Linked DNA regions of Homo sapiens: regions 2 and 3 are each linked to region 1. A link is a contact called in ENCODE Hi-C or POLR2A ChIA-PET data. All regions are on one chromosome and are shown on one strand. The core of a region is the stretch at or near the end of the contact, and the rest is flanking DNA. Distances in the headings are between cores, read along the strand shown.

Region 1 (3,315 bases), core at 58-2,557:
CTCTAATATTCTATGATGGTGTGAACTTGTTCTATCAAGTACCATTGTATTAACACAGTAAGGAATTTAATTAGTGGTCTGCTATTGTTAATTTGTTTTGGTAAGCAACTGTTAAATGAAATGGCTGGAATCAGTGTTCCATTCATAAATTTAACAAACATTTGTCGAGTGCCTACAATGTGTTAGGCACTATATATATTGTCCCATATAACAGATTTAAGAGCAGAGGGCCTAGGATAGGGGTGAGTGGTCAGGAGAGGTGATGGGGACCTCCCATTGCTAATGCTCCAGGAGGTCCAGGGTTCTTTGATGTGGCTGGCACTATTCTGCTTATCACTGAGGAGAGAAGAGGCTCCCAGTGGCCTGAGTGGAGGGGTTACCAAGCTGCAGCTGCAAGGGACACAGAGCAGCATTCACCAAGGCACAACAAGCAGCCTCTATCTGCTTCACCACTGAGGAGCCGAGGGCCCTCACACAACAGCTGTTTCAGGCAGTGGGAGGAGAGGAAGATGTGGTCTTCAGGTCCACCCTGCCACAGGGCCAACACCAGATTTGACGCCACATCTAGCGCTTGAGGCTTCTTCTGTGGCTGAACAGCGGCTTTAGGCTTTCTCTGCACGATCCTTCCTTTCTGCTTTCATAGGCCTTGTCAGGCAGGGCAGGGTTTAGCAGTTGCATTCTAAGGCGAGGAGAGGAGGGCTCAGAGCATTGCAAGACCTAAAGGGGAGGGTCAGAGCCAGGACAAGAACCTAGGGGTACTCCTGCCCCTGGAATAATGGAGAGAACATGGGCTCCGCAGTCTACCCCTGGATGAAATAATCTTCATTTGATTACCGCTCCACCCGCATCCTTTCTGAAACAAAGTACCTCAGTTTCCTCATTTGTAAATTAGGGAGAAAAATGTCCTTCTTACAGGGTTCCTTGCAGAATCAACGGCATAATGTGAGTGAGAGCGCTTTGTAACTAACATACAAAGTGCTCTCCAGACATTTATTACCGTTTTAAACCGCCAGGCCAAGCTTCCTCTTGCAATTATAGATTAGGGGCTCCTACTCATCTGACTTTGTTCCACTTTCCACTCCTCTTCTCCGTCCCTCCCCCTCCAACAAAGAGAGGAAGTGAGAGACGCAGAGGCACGCGTCTAAGGACCAGCTTAGCTGGCCCAGGGTCACATGCAGGCCTCCGCCACAGGGGTGAGAGCTGGTGTGAGGGGCGCCCCCGCCCAGAACTACATTTCCCATCAACACTTTCGCGACTCCTGGGCGGCAGCGGCCAGGCGCATGCGCCGAGTATCGCCACGCCTGGTCTCTGGGACGCCCCTCCGGACCGGTTTCGCCTCGCGGAGCCGGTAGGTCCAGGTGCAGCGGCCGCAGTGCTGCGTCCGTGCGCCGCGGGCTGGGGCGGTCTCAGGTGTGCCGAAGCTCTGGTCAGTGCCATGATCCGGCAGGAGCGCTCCACATCCTACCAGGAGGTACGAGGTTGTGAGAGACGGAAGGGAAGTTTGAGGCGGAGGAGCAGGGTCCCGGGGGCCTGGGCGGATGCGGGGCGGGGGGTGTCGGGGCTGCGCGGCAGAGGGCTCTTCCGAGGGACCGACGGGTGCGTCAGGGGAGGGCTCCCGGGGTGCAGAGGAGCGGCCCAGGGGCAGGAAGGAAGCGGGGCAGCGGAGCGGGCGCCCAGCGTTCTCCGTATGCTGCGGGTTGCATGGCCGAGGTCCGGAGTAGGGTCCCCGGCGCCGCGACCCGTAACCAGCAGGTGAATGATTGAAGCTACCTGAGGCCCAGCCTTCCGCGCTCCCCGCCGGAGCGGCAGCCCAATGGCCCAGAGGAACCCGGCGTTCTTTGCAACAAGTGGAGCGCCCGCGCCCTCCTCCCGGCGAGATCTGATGCGCGGTCGGCATCGTCGGCATCCTCCCCCTCCAAGCCCAAGGCCTCGCTGTCCCCGCGGCTGGTGACAGGATTGATTACCTGTTTTTTGGTGACCACCTAACTTTGAAAAAGTGCCTTCATGGACTCTGCTAGTTCTCGCTCCTCTTCGTCTCTCCCTCCAGTCTCACCTCCTCCCACGACTTTATCACTTTCCAGTTCTTTGTCTCTTCTCTGTCCTGCGCTGCAGGCTGTGCGTCCAGCGCTTCCTTCAAGCAAGCCCTGCCTCCTCACTTCTCCAGCTGTATTAGTGAAACTGCTCTCCTCCTCCGCCTCCACTTCTCGGCCCCCAAACCTTGGTCATCTTTGGCAACCGTCCTCTTCTGTGCCCCTCCATCGTGCCGCCTCATTGGCCAAAGTCAGGCAGTTCCAGGTCGGTCCTCCTCCAGTTTGTGTCCCTGTGTTTGCTGTAACCTCTGAGTGCGATACTGTGTTACCATCGCTCCCTTTAGTCTCTTATACTCTCCAGATTTGCCTTGAGGCCCTGCCTTCACCTCGGAGCATTCCTTTTTTCTCAGACCTGACGCTGCCCTTCGTCTGCCCAGAACAGTCCAGACTTCTCAGCAGGCTCCCAAAGCTCTGAACAGCACAGCAGCCATGTCTCCCATTACCTTTGCCACCTCCTAACCCACCTAGGGTCTGGCACAGTGGAAACTCAGTTTTAAAATGTGCTCCTGCCTCTGTGCGTGTGCTCACTCCATTCCTTCATCAACGCTCCGCCAAGCTCCATTGGGTAAAATGCCCCCAGAAGTCAAGGGCTACCTCAAGTTCCATGTGTTCCATAGGGGTCCGCTTTCCAGACCCGTCTGCATTTCTGTCTGTCCTTCTCATAATGAACTTGCTGCCTTCTGTCTTAGTCAATAGTTACTGCTGTACATATCTCCCTTTGTAAAAGACTGATTCACAGAAGGGCTTTGTGGACTATATAAAGCAGGTGGCTTAGCCCTACAGTGGAGGGAGAAGCCAACTTGAAGGCAGATGAGATTTGCCTAAGGCTTGCCATTTTTTAGTGTAGGATCTTGGCTGGAATCTGGCCTTGGACAGATTTCTATATTTCTCCTCCCATCCCCTTTATTCCATCTGTTTCCTTTGTCTGAAAGGAGTCTGAGGGATTTTAACCAGTGCTGTGGATTCCATGACCCCTAGATTCTGTACCCTAAACAGTGGGGGAATCCTGGGGAATGAGATGTGTCTGAAAGTTTTTAGGTTTATAGGGTGTGGAGCACAGTGGATAAAAGTCAGAAAGCCCACGTTCGTGCCTGGCTGTGCCTCTTGCTGTTTGTGTGACTTTTATTGAGTCACATAACTTTCTGAGCCTCAGTTTCTTTGTCTGAAAGATGAAGATAATAAAAGTCCCTACCTCCCAGGGTTGTTTGGGGATTAGATAAGTTGG
Region 2 (3,046 bases), core at 384-2,883, 280 kb before region 1:
TGCTTCAGGAATGAGAGCTTTCAGCTGACCTAGTGCAATACATATACTGAGCACCTGTTGAGTGTATGTAGCGTGCTATGCTAGGCACCTTGTGTGGGTACCTTGTGGGATGCAAAATAGTCCTGGGGCAACCACCAGTTAAGCTGAGTGATGAAATAACGGAGAGGAAAAGATTAATCCGGGCAGATAACCCAGCGTAGCGCTGGCTCTGCTGCGCAGCCTTGCTGCTGTGGAGTGTGGCGCTGCAACTCTAAAGGGCTGCGTCCACCCTCCGTCTTCCTCCCCGCCTCTCAGTTGGCCGAAGCTTCTGATCACACAGACAAGAATCTCCGCTCGCTTTCCCGCTGGCCTCCAGGCAGCCAAGTTCACTCAAGCTCTCTCAAAGCTTTTGCAAGAGTGGGTCTTAAATCCTGGCGGGGGGCACGTGCACTCATTTAAGACTTAAAAAGGAATCGGAAATGACTGTCCCCATGCCCACTGCTGCCCACAAACCTGAAGACCCAAGCGACCACACTTGGTAGGCACTTCTGCCCTTCTGGTCTGGTTCCCACCCGCCCATCCCGAATCGCGGTTATCTTTCCCGGTGCTCACAGCATGCAGACCACAGCCTGTGGCCGCTAGTGTTTCCTTCGCTAGGACCACGGGTAATTGTCTTGGCTTCGCATCTTTTGACTGGCAGGCAGGTGGACAGGGACTTGCCCTACCTCAACCCGGTCCCCAGCTTGGCACGAGCAGATAAATCTTGAAAAAGAAAAATGATCTGGGCCGTTTAACCGTGGCATGGCGGGTCCAGATCCCCAAACCTGTCACTAGTGACGTCCCACGTGGCAGATTCGCTCTCAGGGAAGCCCGTCACCGTTTTTGTCCGGGACATCCTCCCCATGCCCACCCTCCGCTCCGGGAATTCACCCTCGGGGCCGCCCCGCCTCGTTCCCTCCCACAGCCCGGCGGACCCGAGACGGGAAGGGCAGGCACTCCCTGCAGAGTCCCTGGGGCGCCCGTGGCTCGGGGTGCGCGGTGGGACTCGGTGAAGCCGGCGTCTTCACCCCAGAGCCGCGGCTTCGGGGCCGCTGGAGGAGCGAGAGTGGCGCCCGGATGACTGATCGCCGCGGAGAAAGTCCCCCGGGACTGTGACCCCCGCGCCGGGGGGCGGACGCAGGGCGTGGCTGAGGCGCAGGAAGATGCCGCGATGGGACCGGGAAAAAACACCGACCCCAAAACACCCACTGTGTTTCTCAACCTGAGTTCCCCGGCAGCCGCCGAAGGACCCCAAAGGCTGCATGGCGCCCCCCTGGTCCCCACCCCCCCGGGCGTCGCCTCGCGTGGGTGGGCTTCGCGTTCCCTCCGGGGTTTCAGAGCCACCACGTGACTTCCACGAAGCGCGGGGCGCCGGCGGAAAGCCGCGGCAGGGGTGGGATTTGGGACCCCGAGGTGCGGAGAGAGGGCGGGCAGAGGAGGAAACGAGGCGGGGGTGGGAGAAGGAGGGCGGGGCAGACGTGGGACGGGAAGGACGGCTGCCGGGACTGGCGCGCGGGGACACTGGGCCGACGCGTGGAGTAGCGGGGAGAGCGGGAAGCCTGAGGGGGCGGGGCCGGCGCGAGGCCGTGGGTGCGGCACGAGGATGCCGGCGGCGGGACAGCGCCCGTAGGCAGCCCCACGGGCAGGGCGCGCGGGCGGGGCGGGGCGGGCCGGGCCAGAGGAGCGCCCGGCATGTCGCAAGGGCTCCCGGCCGCCGGCAGCGTCCTGCAGAGGAGCGTCGCGGCGCCCGGGAACCAGCCGCAGCCGCAGCCGCAGCAGCAGGTAGAGGGCGAGAGGCTCAGGGAGGGCCGTGGGGTGCGGGGACCGGCGCGCCGCGGGGGGCGAGGAGGTGGGTGCTGGAGTTCCGTGGTGGTGACTGCGGAGGTGCAGAGGTGGCGGGTGCGGCCGGAGACAAGCAGAGGTAGGGGCGTAGGGATGTTGGGGAATGGGGGCGATCCAGGGACCCTGTCGTGCGCACAGTGTCCGCGGCTCCTGGAATGGCTCCTGAGCCAGCTCCTGCGCCCTCTGGGGGAAGAAGCCCGAGGGCGCCGACGCCTGGCTGGGCCGGGCATGGCCGGTGCTCCCCGGCACGTGGGCTCCGCACTGCCCTGAGGGCCGCCCCATCCTGGCGCAGCCAGCGACTGCCACCCCACCACCCGCGCCTGTAGCCCCTCCAGGATTCCCCCGGGTGGGGGGGGTGCTGCCGCGGGAATGGAGAACGCCGGACTAGTCAGCCTGGGCGGAGGGAACCCACAAAGGGCCGACTCCGCCCCCAGCTGGTGGAAACCCTTTGCCCCTTCCCAGTTCGCTGTCCCCTAGCAACGTTTACAGCGGCGCAGTCAGGAAGGAGACCAGGTTGGCCACAGGGACGGCCGTCTGGAAACTTTGCCTGGGTCTTGGCCACCTGCCTTACGACGAAGACTGGGTCTTTTCATCCTTACTCCCCACCTTCCCAATTCAGCGCCCGGCCCATGTCATCAGGTGTCGCTGGAGTGTCACAGAGATCTGAGTTTGGGCCTGGGCTTTGCCACACACAGGCTGAGCAGCCTTGAGCAATTTGTTTAACCTCTCGGACCGTCCATTTCCCCATCTGTAAAATGAATATAGTAACATCAACCTCTCAGGATTTTTGAGACTGAATCAGATATGGTTAATAACATAATACTATCTCTAACTTTCGCTCACCTCTTTCTGTCTTGATTAAATGTTTCTGCTGGGTTGGCAGGTGTGATCATGGTGATGAGTCCAGTTTAGAGTCAGCTCCCCGAGGGCAGTATGCAGGCTGCTTTCTTGTGCTAGTGACTTTTTGATTACAGAGAGCAAAGAGGCATGAGAAGCACTATGCAGAATACATTTTTTTTTAAAGTAGCAACTTCAACAAAGGCAGGTAACTTCTTGAGGGCATACTGTATGCTGGGAGCTTTAGGACAAAATCTCATTTCATCGCATCCCAATCCTAAGCATTAGGCTGTTAGCACCAAGTCTGCAGAGTTCACTGACCCTTTGTTTAGGGCTTGTATCCCCAGTG
Region 3 (3,282 bases), core at 739-3,238, 480 kb after region 1:
TATAATACAGACATTTCACATTGTTTCCAAAAGTGAAGAACACTCATTTAATATCTTCAATGTTTTAAGTTAGAAGGGGTGGATCTTTTCCTTTGGTTGGTGATTGGTTTGGTTTATACTTGATGAGTTATGCTAGACTGATTGTTTAGAGAGAGCAGTCTCTTTATTACACAGGCTCAGTTTGTTGGGATGCTCAGGGAACAGAGTTTTCTGGTTAGCCAGAAAACCCCCTTTTTTCCTATTTTAATTCTGGTTGAAAACCATGATAAAATAGACTTTCTTAGCACAGTATGGTAGATATAACTTAACTGCTTTTTGATTGGGGATCATTTAGGGCTTCAGGATCACGATTTCTAAACATCAGGGATCATATGGTTGCAGATGCCGATGCTATAAGTAATTTGGCCGGATGCAGCTCCTAAGGTAAAGCAGGGTACTTTCCCTGGAATTTCCTTTTTAAATAAATATCTGTTTCTTTGCTTGTGTTTTGCCTTTTTCTCTTCAAAGTCAACATTAATTCAAAGGAGAATGGAGCTTAAGATAAAAAATAAAAAGGGGTTGTTGTTTTTTTTTTCTTTCTTGTCATGCGGCCTCTGGGACTGAGAAGTGATTTGCAACTTGGGTCTCTCCAAGATTGCTTGCCTTCATGAGCACAACCCATTGTACTGCTAACAGCCAGAACATTCTCATAAAATGTGTACAGATCTACAGTGTCCACGGTTGAATGACATCTCTTCAGATGCAGCCCAGTTGTATGAGGTTCACACAACCTACACAGTCATCTCAGCACCTGGGAACACGTGCTTAGGAAAAATTGCCAGAGCAGTGCAGAACCCCTTGTTCTTTTACCAGGTGTGGAAACAGCTGAATCAGAAAGCCTGGGTTTCACTCTTGGTTCTGGTGAATTAGCTGTGTGACCAAGCAAGTCACTTTACCTCTACATCTTAGGGGTTTTTTTTTTTGTCTGTCAAGTGACTGAATTAGACTGGTTTTCTGGATTCCAGCCTAGAGTTGTATTATCAAGTGACTGAAAGACTAAAAACAAACAAAAACATTTCTTAAATTGGAGATCTTTTTTATTTGTAATTAAGTGGCTATTTTCAGGGTTAAAGTTTACAATGTGGATTTCAAGCTTCTGGTGCCATTCAAGGTAGATTTCTCCAAAAAAGAAGCAAATCTTGTAAGCCATCAATTCCCTTTGAGAACTTCCCAAATGTTATGTTCTTAAAAGATAGGTTTTGATAGCTATGTTTATGAACTTTTTAACTTGGTGTATTATGGGCTCCTGGCACAAACTCAGAAAGGAATTTTTTTTTTTTTTTTTTGAGACAGAGTCTCGCTCTGTTGCCCAGGCTGGAGTGCAGTGGTGCAATCTCAGCTCACTGCAACCTCTACCTCCCAGGCTCCGGTGATTCTCCTGCCTCAGTCTCCCGAGTAGCTGGGATTACAGGCATGTGCCACCACGCCTGGTTAGTTTTTATATTTTTTAGTAGAGATGGGTTTCACCATGTTGGCCAGGATGGTCCCAAACTCTGGTGATCGCCCGTCTTGGCCTCCCAAAGTGCTAGGATTACAGGTGTGAGCCACCGTGCCTGGCCAGGAATTATTAAAATAAAAGCAAGTCCAAGAAGTTCAGAGTATAACTGAACTGAACATAACTCTGAAGCAAGAAAGACTTATTTTAGTATGTCCATTAGATCCAGGATTGGAACTCTGATTTTGTTTAGTAAAATATCTACTGAATTTTTGGCATCAACTGTTAAATGGTTATTTGTGGTGGGGGAAGCTGTTTATAACTTCAACACTACACTAATGAATGAAAAGAAAAATGAGATGCAGAAAAGAAAGATGCATACTAATTGTGAAGTGGGCATGTTCCCTAAATTTAGAAATATGAAGGGCACTTGCTGGTTAAAGCTAGGAAGACAGGACTAGTTTTTCTCAGTGCTTCGTCACTTTGCAGTGCAGTAGTGTTTCCTTATCTGCAGTTTTTGCTTTTCACTTTCACTTTGCTTTTCAGTTTCAGTTCCCAGAGGTGAAGATAGACCACATTCACATAATTTTTATTACAGTATATTGTTACAATTGTTCTATTTTATAATCACTTAATCTCTTTACTGTGCCTATTTTATAAATTAAACTTTGGCATAGGTGTGTATGTATAGGAAAAAATGTAGTGTATATAGGGTTTGGTACTATCCTCAGTCATAGGCATCCACTGGGGATCTTGGAACGTATCTCCTACTGATAAGGGGGACTGCTGTGTAGTCCAGTGACTGAGAGCACCAGCCTTTGGGGCCATACTGCCGAGGTTCCAATCTTAACTTTATGACCTTGGACAAGCTACTTAGTCTCTCTATGCCTCAATTTCCTTATTCCTAATAGAGAAACATATTAGTGTTTCATGGGGTAGGTATGAGAATTAAGTGAGTTAGTATAGAATTTACTTAGAACATGCTTGGCATATAGTAAAACAGATATATAAGCATTTGCTTTTATTATTACTACTACTGTCATTATCCTCCTTAGTATTTTTTTTTCCAAAGTGTTAGATCAGTTCTCACTGAGCATTTTATTACCTTGTCTCTGCTATTAAACACATTTAAGCTATCTTTCCTAATGCAATTTGGGTACATTGAGTAATAATGATCTAAACAAAATAGAATTTCTGTCTACTATGCTATAAATCATTTAATTAAAATATGTAAAGGCAGACATACAAGGAAATATATGTAAATACATTCTGCTGATTGCCTTCAGTGATGATAGCAATAGAATGTTGACTATTCAGAAATTAATGTATTCCAGCTTAAACTAAGACCTTCAGACATAACCTTTCTAGCGCAAACCAACCAAGATAGCAGGCAATTTGCAACTGGGGAATATGCCATTTCTCATGTTAAGATACTGTTCAGAGAAGAACAAACCAATTAGACAAGATCCTCAGACTAGGGTCCCAGAGAAGTCAGTTTAAATTCTATTTATAAGACTCATCATTAATCCTTAGATAAGTCACTTGATCTTTCTGTGCCAATACCTGCCAACAGAATATTGAGAATAAGATGACCTGGCACTTGGTATGTAGAGTATAGGCACCACTGACCAACAGAACTTTCTGTAATGATGGAGGCGTTCTAAATTTGCACTAACCGCTACAGCCACTGGCCACATGTAGCTATTGAGTACTTAAAATATGGCTAGTGTGATTGAGGAACTGAATTAATTTACTTTTAATTCAGTTAAATTTAATTATTTTATTTATTTATTTATTTATTTATTTAT

Evidence for each region. A loop is a pair of places that touch in the nucleus more often than their neighbours do. ChIA-PET counts read pairs that join two places held with the same protein, here RNA polymerase II (POLR2A). Pooled maps may share reads with other maps.
Region 2: a pooled map shows a loop between it and region 1 (4-fold over the local background). The contact joins the promoter of BATF3 here to the promoter of PACC1 in region 1. A Hi-C loop is called at or near these places in 6 of 50 pooled maps. POLR2A ChIA-PET finds 5 or more read pairs at or near these places in 3 of 52 experiments (activated CD4-positive, alpha-beta T cell and activated naive CD4-positive, alpha-beta T cell).
Region 3: a loop to region 1 is called in a pooled map, with 5 times the contacts of the local background. The contact joins the enhancer-like site here to the promoter of PACC1 in region 1. A Hi-C loop is called at or near these places in 4 of 50 pooled maps. POLR2A ChIA-PET finds 5 or more read pairs at or near these places in 2 of 52 experiments (activated CD4-positive, alpha-beta T cell and activated T-cell).

Annotation. Positions count from the first base shown.
Region 1 is chr1:212,412,878-212,416,192 of GRCh38, reverse strand. It overlaps PACC1 (proton activated chloride channel 1), which reads left to right and starts at 1,307. Exons shown (of 8, transcript NM_018252.3): 1 at 1,307-1,471. The coding sequence starts at 1,436. RefSeq lists a silencer at 1,596-1,655.
Region 2 is chr1:212,698,427-212,701,472 of GRCh38, reverse strand. It overlaps BATF3 (basic leucine zipper ATF-like transcription factor 3), which reads left to right and starts at 1,633. Exons shown (of 3, transcript NM_018664.3): 1 at 1,633-1,800. The coding sequence starts at 1,711. RefSeq lists silencers at 1,616-1,695, 1,886-2,335.
Region 3 is chr1:211,937,602-211,940,883 of GRCh38, reverse strand. It overlaps INTS7 (integrator complex subunit 7), which reads left to right. Exons shown (of 20, transcript NM_015434.4): 20 at 1-481. Among named protein-coding and RNA genes, the nearest start is that of INTS7, 96 kb to the left of the region's middle. RefSeq lists an enhancer at 1,900-1,979. Within about 2 kb of position 1,988, at least 5 of the 41 ENCODE cell types and tissues checked have a DNase peak (open chromatin) inside an H3K27ac peak, as active enhancers do.